2 separate regions of the Homo sapiens genome follow, and region 2 is linked to region 1. A link is a loop called in an ENCODE intact Hi-C map of the cell type or tissue named here. Cell type or tissue: PC-3. All regions are shown on one strand. Each heading gives the region's core, and the rest is flanking DNA. Links, peaks and the distances in the headings are about the cores only.

Region 1 (10,502 bases), core at 1,751-6,750:
TGGGACATCATTTTTTTCCCTGTCTTCAGACTTGAACTGAAACATCAGCTTTTCTTGAGTCTCAACCTGCTGTTCTTTGGACTAGAACTGCACCATTGGCTCTCTTGGGTTTCCAGCTTAACAACTGTAGATCTTGGAACTTGGCAGCTTTCATAAATACATGAGTTAATTTCTTAAAATAAATATATTCATATGTATGTATATAAAATACATATCTATCTATCTATCTATCTATCTATCTATCTATCTATCTATCTATCTTCTATTGATTTTTTTTTCTCTGGAGAACCCTGACTAGTACAGCTACATATAGTGTGGTATTGGTGTTAAAGATCAATAAAGCAGCATGCAGAATTCAAAACAAAACATATATAGAATTAACTGCCAACAAACATGACAAAGTAGTCTACATAGAAAAGGGTAGTTTTTTCCCCCAAATGTTGCTGATAACAATTGTATTTTCACATAAAAATTGACAGTTGACACAACTCGTGCTGTACGAAAAAAAGTTAACTTGTAAACAAAAAATTAACTTGTAGTGGATTATAGACCTAAATATAAAAGCTAAAACCATAAAACTTCTAGAAGATAATATTGGATAAAATATTCACAAACTTGGAGTGGGCAAAGATTTCTTAAAACACAAAAATCACTAACCATTAAAAAATCCCAAACCTCAGCATCACACCATATACCCAAGTAAAAAAGCTGCACATGTACCCACTTAATCTAAAATAAAAGTTGAAAAAAATAATAATTTAAAAAATTTGAAAAATAAAAGTAAAATAAAATAGACATTTGAGTCTTGAAGGACGGCATTAAGAAACTGTAAAGGCAAACTATATTAATAAAGAAAGTATTAATAATGCATATGGAACAGGAGAGTTTCCTGACCTCTTCTTGGGACTTGTGACAAGAGTGTGGCTTGCTTGCTCTGCCACCACACATTCAAACACCTTACAGGAAGGGGAGCATACAGATGGGCAGGTGCAGGAGCTGGGGTGAGCGCTTTTGGGCTCCTGCCCCATGGTAGCATCTAGGAGTATGTTATGATTAATGCTCTTTTAGCAGTTACCATCTGTGTATGGCTAAATGTTAAACCAGCTCAGTGGAGTGTCAGGGTGACAGTCTTTTACACATTGCCCTCTTGGTACCCGGATCGTTTTCTGGCATCCAGGAAGAATCAGGTCACATGGACTTGATGAGTGGTAAGTGTGGGGATTTTATTGAGTGGTAGAAGTGGCCCTCAGTGAGATAGATGGGGAACTGGAAAGGGGTGGGAGTGGGAAGATGATCTTACCCTGGAGTTCAGCTGTCCTGCAGCTGACTCCTCTCTGATCGTCCCCAGCCAAACTCCTCTTGATATTCAGATGCTCCTTTCCTTCTCTCCCTCTCTGCCATGTTGCTCTGCTGCTCTTCTGCTCTTCTGTTGGTCTCCTCATAGATCCTGGGGTTTGGGGTTTATATGGGTACATGATAGCAGGCATGGAGGGTCAAAAGGCAAGAGTTGGGTACAAAAACAGGAATGTCTGTTCCCATTTAGGGCTGTGTGTTTCCAGGCTTGAGGGTGGGGCCTTTGCTGGGGATTCACCTTCTTCTACCCAGTGTTTCTCTGCCTCCTGTCTGTATCACATACATCTAACAAAAAGTTTGTGTACAGAATATGTGTGTGTATCCATGTGTGTATATTACAATATACATATATGTATCATGTGTCTGTGTGTATACACATACATTAATAATGCATATATACTTTTATATATATACACATATTCACATGTTCTGGACACAAACTTTTTGTCAGATGCATGCATTGCTAAAACTTTCTTTTTGTATTATAAATATATAATATAAATCTTTGATAATCTATAATTTAGATTAAATTTTTAATCTATTATAATAATTATAATTATTAAATTTTAGATTATAATCTATACTTTAATCTACTTATTATTTACAATATTATAATCTATTTATCCATGTAAAAATCTCATAAAAATGGGGAAAAGATGGAAATAGATGCTTTACAAAAGAAGATACATGATTGGCTAAAAATCACATAAAAATATTACCTTTTGTCAATAGGTAAATGCAAATTAAAATCATAAGGAGATACCACTACAAATCCACTACAATGGCTAAAATTTTTAATGCCAAATATTGGTGAATTTGTGGAGAAATTGGAACTACCATGCTGAAGCCCTAACCCCCATGTGATAGTATTTGGAGATGGGGCTTTTCAGATGTAGTTGGGTTTCAATGGGGTCATCAGGGTAACGACTCATGGTAGGATTGGTGCCTTTGTAAAAGAGACATTAGAAAGTTCTGCTTTCTCTCTAATCATGTGCACACACTGAGGAAAGGCTATGTGAGGACATAGCAAGAGAAGGTAGCCATCTGCAAGCCAGGAAGAGAGCTCTCACCAGAACCAGACCATGCTGGCACTGATTTCAACTTTCAGCCTCCAGAACTGTGATAAAATAAATTTCTGTTATTTAAATCCCCCAGTCCATGGTATTTTGTTACGGTTGCCCAAGCAGACTAATACAGTTCTCACTGCTTCCACAGTTTGCTAACACTTTTAGAAATATATTTTTTGCAATTTATTTGGCCTTTTCCAGTTGTTGCAGTAGGAGGATTGGCATGACATGACCTGATTTGTTGAACTTTTAAACCAGGCTTTTATATTGCTTTCAATAAGTAAATTATTTCATTGGTTTTACTACACACTTACTGTTGTCTCCCAATATCCATTCTTCTCTTCTTCCATATTAACAGAAATATCATCTGTTAGCTGGGTATGTGGTTGCCCAGAATAAAGTACATTCTCCAGTATGCTCTGCAGGTAGGTGTGGATATTTTACTCCCATTAGGATGTGGGCAGTAATTATGTGGACAGCTGCCTGGTGATGATGCAGGATTTTTTGCTCCTTAGCTCAGCTAATCTGGGTTCTCGTCTCATGACCAGGAAGAATTAGGCACATGAACACATTGAAGGATGAGGACAGCAGAATTTATTAAGCAAAAAGAAACTTCTCAGTGAAGAGAGGGGGTCCTGAGAGCAGATTTCCACCTCCCCCATTGAATACCAGGGCCACCATACTGAAGCTGAAGAGGCCAGCTTCCTCCCCTGCATAAGGTGTGAATTCCTGGTGGCTCCACCCCATTGTCCCAGTGCCTGTGGGCCTCTAGTCTGCTGCAGGCATGCCCAGGCAAGCAGCATGTGTAAAGGCCCAGAGGAATGAAACTATATGGTAGGCCCAAGTAGCTCACCATGGCTATCGTGTCAGGCACATATGAAAAAGAGGCAAAGAACAGATCATGAAGAATTGTTGGGACCAAACTAAAAATGTTGGATTTAAAATTTAAATTTTTTAAATTTAAATCTTTTTAAAAATACCATAGGGCACAATGATGCCTTTTAAGCTGAGAAGAAAGGCAAGGAAATTTGCATTTTATAAGGATCACTTGGGACCAATGCATAGTAAATAAATTGGAGAACAACAAGAGTTGAGTCAGGAGAAAATTAGGAGGTTATTACAGGATTCTAAAAGTTTAACGAGGGCCTGAACTGAAATGTTGTCAGTAGAGATGGAGAAGCTATAGGATTTAAGTATAATTTAAAAAGTAGAATCAATAGGAAATAGAGATATATTTGTTGTGGATGTGACAAGAGTTGGAAGGATAAGATGTCTCTCAGATTTCCGACTTAGGGAGGTAGTAGATATTCGTGCTGAATATGGAGATAGGAAATACAGAAGAGTATAACTTGGGGAAAAGATGGAGAATTCCATGGTGTACCTGTTGAATTTGGGGGTAAGATAATCTCTAACATTTTGGATATGTTTACATTATAGATATCTATCAGAATCTATTGAATAAGCCTTTGAATATGTGGGTCTGAAATTTAGGAAACATGTTGCAACTATAGATATAGATTTTATTATTATTTTGAATCCCCTTTGAAGATCCCATTTTATTAATTCATCTTACCGGCTCAAAATCTTTCCCCATACAATAAGATAAAGATTCATGTTTATTAACTTGCCAGGATGACAGGGCAGTAGGATATTATTCTTTATGTATGTAATAATGTTGTGATAGACGCATTATTATCAGGTAATGAAAATAAACCAACACTTCACTCCTGTTCCTCTTCCTACTTTACAAATACTAATTAACATTCAAATCACTCATGCACGGTGAATAAGAGCATCACAGAGATTATTAATATACTTCCTGGTTGTTGGGGATCTAATTTATCTCCATAGTAGATTGAGCACACAGGAAGTGACTAACACATGTATTAAGTTGCATGATAAAATAAGCAAACCAAGCACAATTCCCTGAGTTGAAAACTTATAAGAGAGGGAAAAAAATATCTCCCTCTGGAATAGGTGTTCAGATAAAGTCCAGAGCTTGATTATCTAGTTTGTGGCTTCTCTGATATATATGTCTCATTTTTCTTCTTGTTCCAACTTTGTGGCTATTTGCAAAAAAAGACAGATTCTGTGATGTCATTCATTTATTCAGGTGTTGTGCTACTACATATAATCTGTACCTCCTTGTTTCCTGCGTCCTAGACATAAAAAGTGAGGGAAAATTTTAAGCACACCATGCTCTTTCTGAACTCAAGAACATCCTAGAAATATTTTCATCACCACCTCCAATTGTCCTAGATCTAGACTAGGTCTTTCTCATCCTTGGATTGGGGAAACTTTCCTCCCACCATGCTATCTTTATTCATTCACCTAAGTTATTTTTTCATCATAGAATCCTGTTTGCTTCCTTCTTAGAACTGAGGAAAATCTGTCATTATCTATTTATTTTTTCTTAATAAAACTAAATAGGAGTTTAATTTTAGTGATATTTTCCACTTGGATTTTCTTATCTTTTGATTTTTTAGCTTTACATTTAGTAATTGTTGCTTTTCTGTCTTAAGATTTCATCTTTCTAGCTCTGTTAGTTTATTTTGTTGAGCCTTTTCAATGTTCTTAAGATTTATACTAAACACTCCCTCCTTTTTTATTATTTCTTCTTTAATAATTGAAGTGTTTAAGACTAACGCTTAACTTCTTTGGTATAGCTTTTGCAGCAGTGTATTACTTTCTAGATAGTTTGTAATTTGCTTTGAATTTATTTTCAATGCAATAGTTATCTAGTAATATATTTTCCAGTGTCTAAGTAGACTTTAAACACATTTTATTATGTAATATTTGATGCTCTCAAAAGACTATATGTAAAAATTGGCACCCATCAACCAAACTAAAAAAGAGGAACATAATATCATTGAAGCCCATCTGTGTGCTTTCTCTTCTTGTCTATTCATCAGCTTCACTAACTGTAAAACAAACCACACTATGTTATTATACTAGCTTCACAACTTTTAATGACTGTTATATTAAGTCCACCATATTTCTATTTCTTAAAACATGTCTGAGAAATAGCAGGAAAAACAGCAAAGAAGGGAACTTCAAGAGCCTGTCCCTTCACAAAAGCACTGAAAAACTGGCAAAAAGTGTTAGAATCAATTTTATCAGAACTTTGGAAAGCAGTCAATGGTTTATAGCAACCAAGCAAATACAATCAAGAAAAGGGAAACTGAAACTTGGTAGTAAAAATTTGTGGTGCTTTAACTTACCCTTGTCCTATTACTCTCTCTCCCAGCTTGGTAATCTGGAAAATGACAGCTTTTGGAGGGAGCAGAGCTGATCTTGTTTTCAAAGACTTATGGTTAATTGTTTGGACCTGTCTGGTCACTCCCTGAAGGACTAATGCAAAGAGCTTCCCCATTTTTAATCTAACTTGGAACTCTTTTAAGACATAGGAGCTGCTATGTAGAGAGACTTTACAAAAACCTTTCAAGGCAAATGAATTACTTGCTACCAGCAGTGTCTAAGTGTACCAGTTGACTAAAACAATAGACACTTTTAAAAGCCTTTGAGAAAGATTAGGAAGTGAGATATTGTGGGAAATAAGAGCTTTGAAAATCCTTTACTTATATTTGGCAATCTAGAGGGCTACATGCATGTCCCAGATAGGGGGCATGCTCAGAAAACACCTCAGAAGGTCCTCTGGATGGCCTTTCAGTTCTTCACATGAAGGAAGTGAGACAAAGGAAGAGTTTCAAACTGCCCAGCGAAGTGTTAAAATCATGCCTCAACACACACACACACACAGAGTCCGGCTGCAAAGACTGCAAGATGTTTTGGCTCTGGGCATTTAAGGAAATCTCTGTGAAATCACTATCTTACCACTAGGCTAGTGGAACAGAGACTTCAGATACCACATATAACAAATAATACAGACTTTATGCAAGTAGTTTAGAAAAGTCACTGTACAAATAACCAAAGTCCACAAAAAGCACCAGCAAAAAATTTCTGGGAGAAGGGAAAATGCAATTTTCAGAGTTATCAAATTACAATATTCCAAATGTATCCCTAATTTTCAACAAAAATGATGAGGCATGCAAAAAATACACACACACATGAACACAAGAAATTATAGTCATTACCATGAAAAAAAAATGGACTAAAATTGTCCCTGAAGAAGTTTGGCTATTAGACTGACTAGAAAACGACTTTAAGTCAACTGTCTTTAAAACATGCAAAGAGGAAACCAGGAAAATTATATCTCACCAATTAAAGAATATTAATGAACAAATAGAACTTATAAATAAAGACCCATATAGACATTCTGGAGCTTCAAAGTACAATAACAACAATAAAAAATTTAACAAAGAGGCTGAATGCCAGATTTGAGTAGGCAAAAGAACAAACCAGCAAACTTGGAGATAGGTCAATTGAAATCATCCAGTCTGAGAAGCAGAAATAAAAAAGAATAAAGAAAAAATGAACAGAGTCTAAGAGACCTGTGGGACACCATCAAGCATATGAACATACACATTATGGAAGTCCCAGAAAGAGAAGAAAGAATGAAAACAGAACAAAAATGATGTTAAAAGAAATGATGGACAAAACCTTCCCAAATTTGATAAAAGACACTAATCTATGCATCCAAGCAGATCAATAAACTCTAAGTAGAATACACTCAAAGAGGTACACACCAAAACACACTGTAATCAAACTGTTAAAAGACAAAGGCAAGAAGAGATTTCTGGAAGTAGCAAGAGAGAAGTGACCTGCCATACAAAAGAGATCTTCAATAACATTAACCACTGATTTCTTGTCAGAAACCATAGAAGGCAGAAGGCAATGGAACATCATATTTAAAGTGCCTAAAACAAAACAAACAACAACAACAACAAAAAACTACCAACTGAATCTGCCAAAACTATTCTTCAAAAATGAAGAAAAAACTAAGGTATTTCCAGATAAACAAAAGCTGACAAAGTTTATTGCTAGTAGACCTACTTACCCAACAAAAAATGCTAAATGGAGTCCTTCAGGCAGAAATAAAAACATACTAGACAGAAAACTGAAGCCATACAAATAAATTTTTAAAAGCTGGTTAAATTAACTACTTAGACAAATATAAATGCAAGTATTATTGCATTTTAGTATTGTAACTAATCCTTTTTTCTATATGATTTAAAAGAAAATGCATTTTAAAAATTTATAATTCTATGTTAATTGGTATGCAATTTATAAAGATGTAATTTGTAACAATAACAATATAAAAGGGGAGAAACGAAGTTATATTACAAGCAGAATTCTTGTATACTTTCAAAGTTAAATTCGTTTTACTTCCAACTAGAATCTTATAAATTTAAGATATTACTTATAATCCACAGGTTAAACACTAAGAAAATGACTAAAAAATATTCAAAAAAGGAAGCAAGATGTGAATCAAAATAGTACACTAAAAGAAAACTAAACAGAGAGAAGACATTAATGGCATGACTGAAAAACATAAAAGACGTAAAACAAACAGAAAAAAAATTAAGGCAGAAGTGTATCATTCCTTATTGATAATGACTTTAAATGTAAATGCATTGCACTTCAATTAAAAGGCAGGTACCGGCATAATGGATTTTTAAAAAAACATGATCTAGCTATATTCTGTCCACAAGAAACTTGCATGAGATTGAAAGACGAAGATTGAGTTGTGAGGTGGAAAAAGCCATTACCTGCAAATAGTAACAGAAAGAGAGTAGAGATGGCTATATCAGACAAAATAAGCTTTAAAACGGAAATTATAATAAGAAACTAAGAAGGACATTATATATTTTGAATGAGTCATTCCATCAAGGTGATATAACAATTATAAATACATTACCTATATTTTTATTTTATGTATTTTTTGTTTTTTTAAATAAGTAGTGTACACACCTAACAGTAGAACCATAACATACATGAAATAAAAGGTGACAGAATTAAATGGAGAAATAGTTTTATAGTGATAGTCAAAGACTTAAATATCCCACTTTTGAAAATGGATGGAACAAGTAGACAGAAGACAAAAAAGAAAATAGAAAATTTGAACAATATAAACCATTTAGATCTAAGATATACACAGAACATTTCTCTCAACAGCAGTAGAATACGCATTTTCCTCAGCTGCAAAGTGATCATTCTCCAAAATAGACCATATGTTAGGCTACCAAACAAGTCTCAGTAAATTTAAGAAGACTAAAATTATACAAAGTATGTTCTGTAACCACAATGGAGTGAAACTAGAAATAAATAACAGAAGGAAATTTCCAGTATCTTGAAGTATTTTTTATTTTTTCCTAGTGGTTTCTTCTTTAATCTATTGGTTGTTTAAGAGTGTCATTTAATTTCAAATTTTAAAAAAGTTAATCAACATACTCTTAAATCACTAATGAGTTAAAGAAGAACTCACCAGGGAAAAGGAGAAAGTATTTTAAGACAAATTAAAATGAACAATTTTCAAACTTTTGGCATGAAGAGAAAGCAGCACTTGGGGAAAATTTACAGCTGTAAATAATTACATTAAAAAATAAGAAAGATCTTCAACCAAAAACCTAACTTTATATCTTGAAGAACTAGAAAAAAAAAGCAAACTAAGCTCAAAGCTAGCAGAAATAAATAAATAATGATTAGAAGGGAGATGAATTAAAAAGAGATAGAAAAATAGTAGAATCAACAAAACCAAAAGTTGTTATCTGTAAAGATCAACAAAATTGACAAACTTTAGCTAGACTAAGAAAGAAAGAAGACTCAAATGAGTAAAATCAGACATGAAAGTGGATCATTACTGTATTAGTTTACTAGGGTTTCTATAAAAAAAAAACACAGATGGGTGTTTAAACAATAAAAATTTATTTTCTCAGAGTTTCAAAGACTAGAAGTTCAAGACCCAGGTGTCAGCAGACTTGGTTTCTCCTGAGGCCTCTTTCCTTGGTTTACAGAAAGAGATCACTATCTTGCTGCCTCTTCCATGGTTGTCTCTGTACATGTGCATCCCTGATTTCTCTCTGTGTATCCTCATCTGCTCTTTTTATAAGGACATCAGACAGATTGGATTAGGTACACCATAAAAGCCTCATTTTAACTTAATCACATCTTTAAAAGCCGTGTCTACAAATATAGTCACATTCTGAGGTACTGAGTGTTAAGGCTTCAACACATGAATCTGAGTGAAAGGGGGGATTACTATTACTATTACATTACAGAAATAAACATGATTATAAGAGAATACCATAAACAATTGTATGCCAACAAATTAGGTAACTTAAATAAAATGAACAAATTCCTGGAAACGTACAAATTGCCAAAGCTGACTCAAGCAGAAAGGAAAAATGTGAACAGACTTATAAGAAGTAAAAAGATTGAATCAGAAAAACAAACAAATATTAAACACTTAAAAATTTTCTCAGTAAGAAAAGCTCAGGAGCGGTTGACTTACTGATGAATTCTACCAAATTTTTATTTAAAAATTGACACTAATCCTCAAACTCTTTGACAAAATAGAAGAGGAGATAACATTCTCACCTCATTCTGAGTCCAGCATTATCTTACAATAGTATTTAAAAAAATATAAAATCCTTAAGAATAAATTTAACCAAGAAGGTGCAAAACCTACACCTAGAAAACTACAAAACACTGCTGAAAGAAGAAGACCCAAATAAGTAAAAGACACCCAATGTTTAAGGTCAGAAGACTTAATATTGTTAAGATGGCAATACTTCCCAAAGTAATCTACAGGGTCAATTCAATCCCTATCAAAATCCCAACAACCTATTTTGCAGAAATGAAAAAGTGGATTCTAAAATTCATATGGTATTGCAAGTCACCCTCAATAGCTAAAACAATTTTGAAAAAGAGCAAAGTTGGAAGACACACTTCCCAATTCCAAAACATATTACAAAGCTACAGTTATTAAGTCAGATGGTATAGTATAAGAGTAGACATACAGATCATTGGAATAAATTGAAAGGTCAGAAATAAACCCATAAATCTGTGGTCAGCGGATTTTCAACACAGGTGCCCAAATCATTAAATGGGGAAAGAATAGTTTATTCAGCAAATGGTGCTAGGAAGTTTGACCCTCATCTCACACCATATACAAAAATTAAC
Region 2 (10,502 bases), core at 1,579-6,578, 110 kb after region 1:
ATATTCCTATCTACTTCCTCTTCTGCCATTCTCTATTGAACCATTTCAGTTGGCTTACCTCATGTTACCTCCATCCCATCCTACAGAAACTAGTCTCGTCAAGGTCAACAGTGATCTAATGTTGCCACATTTGATTGTCAGTTATTGGAGTTCCTCTTCCTGGACCTTTTGGTATTAACACAATTGATCACTCTCCTTGAAATACTATTTTTATATGGCGTCTAGAATACCACTTTCTTGATTTTTCTTCCACCTCAGTAACCATTTATTCATTGCTTGTCTCCTTTGTTCATTGCTCTTCATTTAATGGAGTGCTTGTGTCCCAGTATTTGGTCCTTGGACTTCACCTAACTAACTTTCATTAAATTTCATGTATATACTGATAACTCCCAAATTTATATCTCCAATACCTATTTCTCTTCTAACTCCAGACTCATATATCCAGTTGCCTGGATGCATCTAGATACTGAAAACAATCTCAAATAATGCACCTAGATATCAAAAACAGTCTTAAACTTATTTGCCCCAAACTGAATTCTTACCTCCTTTATCTGTTTCTCAGTCAGCCTCATTTCAGTTCATAACAATTCCATTTTTCTAGTTGCTTGGACCAGAAGCCTTGGAGATGTCTTTAATTCTCTCCCTGCTTTCACATCCTGTCTTTGCACTGAAACTTAGAGAATATATCAGGAATCTCAACCATTTCTCACCACCCCACCACCACCGTTCTATTCCAGGCCTGCAACAGCTCTTGCCTGGTCAGTTGCAGTAGCCTTTTAGTTGGTGTCTTCATTTTTCACTCCTGGCCTCTGTAGTCTGTTCTCCACACAGCAGCCAGAGGAATCATTTAATTTTGATACAAGTCAGATCATAGCACATGACTCTGCTCGGAACCTACCATTTGCTGCACATCTCACTCCAAATCCAGTGTTCCTTACCGTGCCCCACCAGGACTGTGGTATTGTCTGTCTGTCTGCCCCCTACTTACCTTTTGGACATCTCAAATCACTCTGCCTCCCTCACTATACTCCAGTCACAGTGACCTCCTTGTTTGTCAAACACACCTAGCATGTACTCACCTTAGCCTTTATATGTATTGTCCTCTGCCTGAAATACTCTTCCTTCTGTTCTTCTTGTGGCTCCTTTCTTCCTTTCAGGTCTTCACTCAAGTGTTACTTTTGCAGATAGGCCTTCTTCTCCTTTGGCCATCTGAAATAGCACTCTCCCCTGACCTTAATCCCTTCACCATGCTTTACTTAGCTTCATGGGCTTGATACAATTATATATTTTTCTATCTATTTTTCTTCCTGTATAAGAGAGGAAAAATAGATAAATATATAAATGTATGTTTACATATTTATACATTCTCCTCCCCTATTTCGTTGATTGTTGTCGTTTTAACACCTGGAACAGTGCCTGGCAAATGAAGGCACCCCACTTATTGTCGATAATCTTTTCTTGAAAATAACATATTCTGCCCTAAAGTGCTCACAGTGAGTCTACTTCCCATTATTTTAAGTGGGAAACGTTATAATGTGTTATCAATTTAAAACCCCCTTCTAGTTATTTTTTTGAGACAGTCTCATTCTGTCACTCAGGCTGGAGTGCAGTGGCACGATCTTGGCTCACTGCAGCCTCCGCCTCCCGGGTTCAAGCAATTCTCCTGCCTCACCCTCCCAAAGTTCTGGCATTATAGGCGTGAGCCACCATGCCCAGCCTACTTTGATTCTTTCTCCACAGTTTTCTTTAATACTTCAACTTTTTGGGGATTCATTATGTGAACAATAGGGAAAAATAAGAGCTTATTGTGAAAGGCACTGTAGAAACTTGTTCAGAATAAATGAATAATAGCAGAGAATGGCCACTTGTCCCTCTCTTAGTTCTAGCAGCAGTTAAGATTTGTTGATATATAGTGAACTTTTGAAAAGCCTAAGTGTGAGTCTGACATTATACCAATTCAGAATGTAACTCGAAAATGTACTCATGCATTGTTTTGTTTAAAATGTTATGTTGAAATTTGGAGACAGAAACATAAATTTTCCTATATAAACATTGACCAGAAACACTGGGTATAGAGAGTTATCTTTGGTCTGTAATGACTATATAGTAAAAGCCAAGAGGCATTCTCCAAGGGAGTAGTATTCTATGAAGTATGCTATTATTTATTGAAGTGCATGCATACATTGCATACTTACTAAGTGTATGCATATGTATTTTTGTAATAGAGACTTTATTAAGGATTTAGTAAGAAACAAAGGAGGTTTATGAAACATAACACCTAGCATAATTAATATAAATTCCCATCAGACATCACTGTCTTCTATATCTCTCTTTGTCTCTCTCTTTTAATATACTCGTTGATGTTTTGAGATTTTACTGATTTGGAAAAAAAATAAAATCAAGAAAATCATGAAAAAAATTAGGATTGCTAGCATAGAAAATACAGTTGTTGCCGGGCGCAGTGGCTCACACCTGTAATCCCAGCACTTTGGGAGGCCAAGGCAGGTGGATCATGAGGTCAGGAGATCGAGACCATTCCTGGCTAACACGGTGAAACCCCGTCTCTACTAAAAATACGAAAAATAAGCTGGGCATGGTGGCGGGCGCCTGTAGTCCCAGCTACTCGGGAGGCTGAGGGAGGAGAATGGCATGAACCCGGAAGGCGGAGCTTGCAGTGAGTCGAGATTGTGCCACTGCACTCCAGCCTGGGTGACAGAGTGAGACTCCGTCTCAAAAAAAAAAAAAAAGAAAAGAAAATACAGTTGTTACTGAACATAAATTCACTTTTTATCACCACGAAGTGCCAGGATATGAAATTCATCACGAGAAATTCTAGGTATTTTGGTAAGAGTGCTATTTTAACGTAAGTACCACAAAGGGAACTATAATGAAAAAAATGGAATGAGTGTAATGAAGTCATCCATGTTCTCACACTATAGATAAAACCCTCAAATCTCTGATGTAGATAACCAGAAGAAGGAGATTCATTCTGTGAAAAATAAAAAAAGTTGGATGCTAAAGTGGTAAGGACAGATTTGAATCAGTAATGTGCTATTACAATAAGAAGAGTCACACATGAATTGCACTCAACTTTGATTTGTGTAGAGACAACTGGTCATTTTAAAGGAAAGTGAGGAAACTGGGAGAGGTTGAGTGAGGCTCAGAGTTAGCTAAGTGAAAAGTTCCAGATAGTGGGAAGGGGGGATTGGTCCATGTGGAACCCACCTGGGTGCTCTAGCTGGTATTTATCAAAATTAGTCTCCTACCTTCTCACAGAGACTGAAAGACTGAAAGGCCCTGTTTTCAGCTCTTGGTTGGAACAAACAATAAATTATTTTGTCAGCCTCGAGTTTTCTCAAGCAGGCACTTTAAGAAGACATCTTAGGGATGCAGGTTAGAGCTGCTAGAAACAATGCTAGTGTTTGTTCAGGTCCTTAGAGGCCAAGGTTGAGGCCTAGTTGAGTAAAGGACTCAGAGGATCATGGCTAGAGTTTGGTCAAAAAGACAGCCTTTGTCCCTGGGAAATTAATATAAATCAGACCCTATCATTCCACTTTTTATCAACTTTCCTATTACACTTAGAATTAAATCCACTCCTCTTCCAGGGCTCACAGAGCCTCCAGGTGAGCTCATCACTCCCTGTATTTCCAGCCTTGCGTTGCACCATGCTTGCTGCTTGCTTGCTGTGCACTAGCCACACTGGTTTTCCTTCAGCCCTCCCTTTGCAGATACTCACTCTGCTTGGAATGTTTTCCTGCATTCTTTGCTTGGCTAGATTCTTTTATGACTGGATAACTGTTAACTCCTCAGAAAGTCCTTCCCCAGTTCACCTACCTACCACAGGTCCTCAGTTTTCTCATCTCCTTTGTTTCTTTCATAGAAAAAGTTGCATTCCAACTTGCAAATGCTGGTATTTGGTTTATTCCTCTGCCTACTTTTTTTTTCATTCTGCCTGCATCAGAATGTAATGCTGGATCTTGTTTACCATTGAATGCCCATCACCTAGCATTGGACTTGGCACATTTTAAGTGTTCAGTAAATATTTATTAAATGAACGGGGACCCTTCAGAGAAACATTTGTGTGAATTAAAACAAATAATTTGCAGATTTTTATTGACAAAGTATAGAGATAAACTTGCTAAGTTAATAACTTGCATCGTTGAAAAATGTCATCTATTATATCTAAATTTTTTCTTTTTTGTAGTAAAGCATTCTTGAATATACATTCAGAGGCATTAAGTACATTCATGTTGTACAAGCATCACCACCCTCCATCTCCAGAAGTTTTTCATCTTCTCAAGCTGAAATTCTGTACCTATTGAACACTAATTCCTCCTTCTATCCTCCTGGCAGCCACCATTCTAGATTCCATCTCTATGAATTTCACTACTCTAGGTACCTCTTATAAGTGAAATCATATATAGTGTTTGTCCTTTTATGACTGGCTTATTTCACTTAGCATAATGTCTTCAAGATTCATCCATGTCGTAGTATGTCAGAATTTTCTTCTTTTTTAAGGCTGAATAATATTCCATTATGCATATGTATGTGTATATATACACACACACACACACCTACCCCACATTTTGTTGATTCCTTCATCCCTGGATAGACACTTGGGTTTCTTCTACCTTTAGGCTATTGTCAATAATGCTGCTGTGAACTTAGGTGTACAAATATCTGAGTCTCTGCTCTCAGTTCTTTTGGGTATATATCAGAGTAGAATTGCTGGATCAGTAATTTTATTTCTTATTTTTTGAGGAACCACCAAAATGTTTTCCACAGAGGTGGTATCATTTTACATTCCGACCAGCAATGTACAAAGGTTTTAGTTTCTCCACATACCAGCTAACATGTGTTACTGTTTTTTTGTTTGTTTTACTAATCTTAATGAGTGTGAACTGATATCTCATTGTGGTTTTGATTTACATTTCCCCAATGACTGATGATACTGAGCATCTTTTTATGTTTTGTTGACCATTTGTCAACAAAAGAGAAATAGACATTTCTCTCTTTGGAGAAATGTAATGTGTCAGAATGTAATGCTGGATCTTGTCCTCTCTTTGGAGAAATGTCTATTCACGTCCTTTGCTTATCTTTAAATCAGGTTGTTTATTATTTGTTGTTGAACATACAAATATTTTGTGTAGTAGTAGAAATACAAAAATACTTAAAACATGTCTTCTTTCTTACTATTAGTGGTGTAAAGTATAATTTGCTAGCTCACACTACCCTAACCTTGGAAAGTGCTGAGGATAGTTTCAAGACCCATAATCTGTCTATTAATGGAAATGGTAAGTACAGTATATATTTTACTTATTACATATATTCTGTCTATATTTCTAATTATAGTATGTTCCCCTCAAGTGGATATCGGCTTAAATAATGGAGACATGAGTGATTCTGTTGGTTCTTTAAAATATATCTGTCCCTCTTCCCCAAAGGAGAAAAGTTTATTTTCCTTTCTCTACACTGAGATTTGCTTGCAAGGCTTAGTGGGAAAAGAAGGGTCTCAGGTATGCTCAATCCTTGTTTTTGACTTGGAATTTATGACTTTACCACTCTTCTAGCTGGAAATTAAAGACCTGACTTATTTTTAAATTTGAAATCAAGGAAGCCAGCTTTTCTGTTAGTAGGAAGCAGAGAATGTAAGAAAGAGAAAGGGTTAAATTATCTTAACTTTTTTCTCTTTGGATGGCGGTGGTATTTAGAGTTTACCTTTTTCTCTTTGGATGGCAGTGGTAGTTATAGTTTATCCAAAATAAAGATACAGGAAACTGAAGAAGGGGTTTAGGTCATTAGGAAGATTTGTAAAACTTAGCATGAGCACTTGCTACTCTCCCAGGTTATTTTACTTGTGATGAAAAAATATGGAGCAGTGCTGGTAAGGCAGTTTGGAAGTATGATTTGGGTTATTTACTTTTGTTCATTTTCTCCAAGCAAAATAAATAAAAATATGTGGTAAAGTCCTAATTATACTTACTGTTGTAAGGATTGTGGCTCTGTACTGATAAGATTGATAATGTTATACCAATTTTTTTTGTTTCACAATGAGAAATTATGTTAAAAATAGGGAAAAGTTCATGAAATGTAAATATGTAGTTTAAAAAATAATTATGAGGCTAGGTGTGGTGGCTCATGCCTGTAATCCCAGTTCTTTGGGAGGACGAGATGGGAGGATCACATGAGCCCAGGAGTTTGAGACCTGCCTGGGTAACATAGTGAGACCCTATCTCTACAAAAATAAAAAAAAAAAGTAGCTGGCCATGGTCGTGCATGCATGTAATCCCAGCTACTCAGGATACTGAGGTAGGAGGATCGCCTGACCCCAGAAGTTCAAGGCTGCAGTGAGGTATGATTGTACCATTGTTCGCCAGCCTGGGCTACAGAGTGAGACCCTGTCTCAAGAAATAGAACATGTCAAGAAATAGAACGTTACTACCCCTCCTTTCCCTCAGTTACCCTAGCTGTACATATGTCTCCATTTATCTCTTAGACTGATTTAATTATTCTTAATAGTTACAGGGTTCTTCAGCTTTTCTATTTCTTGGGTCAGTTTCAATAAGTTATGTTTTTATAGATATCTACCTATTTGATCTAAACTTTGAGATTTATAGGCATTAAATTTTCTATAATGTCCTTATATCTATTGAATTTCTGCAGCCTCTGTAGCATTGTTCCCTCTTTTCCATTCTGATATTTGCTTTCTGTACCATCTCTGTTTTTTAATTCTCATTCTTGTAATAGATTAGTCAGTTTTATTCACCCGTGTGTTCCATATTTGCTAATTATTTGTTAGGAGTAATGATTGTAGTCTATATACTTCATATTACTACAAGAGGTATGATAAAATCTCCTTCTGTGATTGTGGATTTTTCGACCCATAGTTATATCTATTTTTACTGTATATAATTTGAACCTTTGTTATTTGATGCATGTGTTTAAATTGTGTATTTTCTTCTTTTACCTCAAACTGTACTTATTTTTATGTTACAAACATGCCTCTTCAAACAGCATTATATTGGATTTTAATTTTTCTCTAATTTGACAATCTTTTTTTTACCGAAGCTTTTAGTCCTTTCGTATTTAATATCAAATAGCTGTGTATTTAGGTTTAAATCTATGATAACCTGTGTTTTCTGTTTGTCTCACCTATTCCGTGGTTATTTTTTCTTGCCTTTTAAGGCAATTTTTCCTTGTTTGAATTAAGGTTATACATCCTTTTTCTCATTTTTTAGAATTTACCCCTAAAAATTTCATTAATCATACTTATTAAAAACTAAACTTAAAAGATAGTTTTGTGCTTTTCTCAGACAATGCAAGGACTTTAGAACAATTAAACTCTTTTCCCTAACCTATGTGCTATTGTTATATATTGTAATTCTTTTTTTTTTTAGTACTTATTTAGATTTAATATTTATTTAGATTTACCTACATGTTTCTGTGCACTACTTGTATCTTATGCCTTGCATCTGGGATACTTTTCCCTCTGCTTGAATTATAAGCCTTAGAATTTCTTTTAGTGAGTTATGCTGATATCAGACTTCTTGTTCTTTTTGTTTATCTGAAGATGGCTTTATTTTGCCTCATTATTGAAGATATTTCTTAATTCTGCAGTTTTAATTTTTTCTTGTTGAATATTGAACATATAATTCCAACATTTTTGGCTTTTATTATTTTACTATAAATGTTGTAAATCATTTGCCAGTATGTCACCACTATGAGTGTAATCTTTTTATTTATTTTTGCCTTTGGTTTTCTAAAATTTTACCATGGTATAATTAGGTGTAGAGTTTATTTATGCTGCTTGGGGTTTCTTGAGCTTCTTTACATTGTTGATATGTTTCATCAGTTTGGACAAAATCTCTCCTACCTGTTTGAAACTGCCTCTGCTGTTGTGTAGCTTTTGTTCTTTTTGCATGCCTGTTAAACCTATGTTAGTCTTTTTCATTGTATCCTTCGTGTTTCTTACTCTTTATGATGTACTTTTCAACTAACTTACAGATTTTTAGAACATAAGCTATTCATAAATCTGAGATTGCCTATATAAAGAAATTTGCTTTCAAACTTCTAAATTTACAAATCACAAAGTTGATTTCAGATGTATTACTGAAATACATGCTTTTACAGAATTTTCATTTCATTTGCTGCCTGTTTTAGGAAAGATAACTTTTGTTTATTTGTGTTTGCATTTTGGAATTGTATGTATTATGCTCGTGCATTTATTTTTCCCAGATTAAGCCCCTTATTTCTAAAATATAGCAGCTTTAAAATGTATTAATGAAAAAGATTTGAATAGTCTCAGAACATTGTTGTGTACTATTCTATAGTAGAATCTTGGGTAGGTAAATTTAAAACTTTTTGGTTTTACTACAAACCTTTGCTGCCTTGCATGTATATATTAACTATTTTTACAAAAAAAATTCTGGGGTAATTAAAACTTTTTGGTGAATAATAGTTACGGCCAGTAGCTAGCGATTTTGTAGGCACTACCAACAGGGCACAGCCAAAACTTTAAAAATCATTTTTATGTGATCCAGTGTGAACTAAGGGCCATATGTTTGGTTTTTATTTATACTCTGATGTCTAGAATAAATTATTTAATGCTTTCCTCCATATAGATAGGTAGTACACAGGTAGGTATCTTCATTAAAGGACTATCTTAATGTTTTTTGAAGTAACTTTTTTAAACAATGTCAAACTTACAGAAAAGTTGCAAGTTGAATGTCAAGATTTTTTTTTTTTAATTAGAGATGGGTATCGGTATATTACCTAGTCTGGCCTCAAACTCCTGGGTGCAAGCACTCCTCCCACCTTGGCCTCTGGAGTAGCTGGGACTACAGGCAGACACCACCACACTCAGCTTAAATGTCAAGATCTTTTTTTTCTCAAAAAAATTATGACAGCAAGTTGCTTACATGATAGTCTGTACCCCAAAATGTATTAATACATATTTCCTACTATCAGGACATTCAGCTACATCATCATCACTCTTGAAGTCAAGAAATGAATACTAATACATTACCACCATATAATCCTCAGAGTCCATTCAAGATGTTGCCCATTGTCACAATAATGTTCTTTATGGCAGAGGGATACAATGCAGAATCATACATTTCATTTAATTATCATGCTTTTTAATTGTCCTTCAATCTGGGCTACTTCTTCATTCATTGGGCTCTAATGTTCGATGTCAGGCTCCTCTTCCCAGGCATATCTCTTTTACCCTGCTTGCTCAAGACAGAGTCCCAAATCTAGGCTGCGCCCCAGTGTCATCACCCTCTCAGGCCCTTCAGGTGCTGATACCTCCTGCAGGCAGCCCCTGCTACTCACCATTCTCATTCTGCCTGTCTCCATCATCCATTTCTAGCACACCACAGCTCCTTCTCCAGTCCTGGCACAGATGTTCATGTTGGGGGCTCTATCTAATGGCTTATGACTGAATTGTTCAGCAAAAGAAGGGGAGGAGGAAGGGCCAAAAATGTTGATGAAGTTATCTTAAGTTCTCTGAAATAATGTTTTTTGTTTTTGTTTTGCTTTGTTTTTGAGATGGAGTCTTGCTTTGTTGCCCAGGCTGAAGTGCAGTGGTGCAGTCTGAGTTCACTGCAACCTCCGCCTCCTGGGCTCAAGCGATTCTTCGGCCTCAGCCTCCCAAGCAGCTGGGACTACAAGCATGCACCACCATGCCCAGCTAATTTTTGTATTTTTAGTAGAGACAGGGTTTCACCATATTGGCCAGGCTGATCTCAAACTCCTGACCTCAAGTGATCCGCCTGCCTCGGCCTCGCAAAGTGAAATAATGTTTTATTCAGAGGATCACTTTTCTAATTATTATAATGAAAATCAGAACAAAAAGTAGAATTTGACAAACATAAATTACTTTATTAGAATGTTTTTATATTAAATGAGATCACTTATATTCTCTGAACAACTTTCATTGAATAATTAAAATCAAACAAGAGACTAAACAGTTCATTTTTATTCAGGTGATAGCATGCTATAAACTGTCAGTTTAATATTATCCTGTCCTTTCTATTCTCATATTTGATTTTCTCACTTAATATGGCACTGGTATTTGGGTAGGATGAATCTTTACATGAAACTAATTCTAAAATATGTTCTGTACAAAGCAAAACAAAATTGTAAAAAGAGAAAAATCAAAATGTATGATGACCTTAAATAAACTTATATTTATAACTTGATTTTTTTTTTTCTTTCTCCTTTAAATAGAGGAGTCTTCATTTTGGCTTCCCCTGTATGGCAACATGTGCTGCCGACTAGTTGCCCAGCCAGCTTGTATGGCTGAGGATGCATTTGCAGGATTTCTTAATCAGCAGGTTAGAGGACTTTAAATATCCTACAACAATTGTAGCTCTACTTTAAATCTTAATATACAGGCAGTTGTTTCACCTTCTGATATTGAGAAGTATTTTTTAAGTCTTTTTTTAAATGTCAGTTTTCTAAATGTTATCAGATATAAACTGTAGGGGGTGCGGGGTGAA

The links. A loop is a pair of places that touch in the nucleus more often than their neighbours do. Peaks named below come from ENCODE experiments on the same cell type or tissue, not always from the same donor. Only the 100,000 strongest peaks of a DNase experiment are listed, where the experiment ranks them.
Region 2: a loop joins it to region 1, with 19 times the contacts of the local background. A loop is called at or near these places in 1 of 110 quality-filtered maps.

What each region holds. Positions count from the first base shown.
Region 1 is chr10:62,329,297-62,339,798 of GRCh38, reverse strand. It overlaps LOC283045 (a long non-coding RNA gene), which reads left to right. Exons shown (of 4, transcript NR_104162.1): 4 at 1-211. Among named protein-coding and RNA genes, the nearest start is that of ZNF365, 40 kb to the left of the region's middle. In PC-3, for the core only: no CTCF peak of the experiment used is centred there; a DNase peak (open chromatin) is centred at 4,288.
Region 2 is chr10:62,218,030-62,228,531 of GRCh38, reverse strand. RTKN2 (rhotekin 2) reads left to right here. Exons shown (of 12, transcript NM_145307.4): 7 at 5,200-5,294; 8 at 10,231-10,337. Among named protein-coding and RNA genes, the nearest start is that of LINC02621, 36 kb to the left of the region's middle. In PC-3, for the core only: no CTCF peak of the experiment used is centred there; a DNase peak (open chromatin) is centred at 3,711.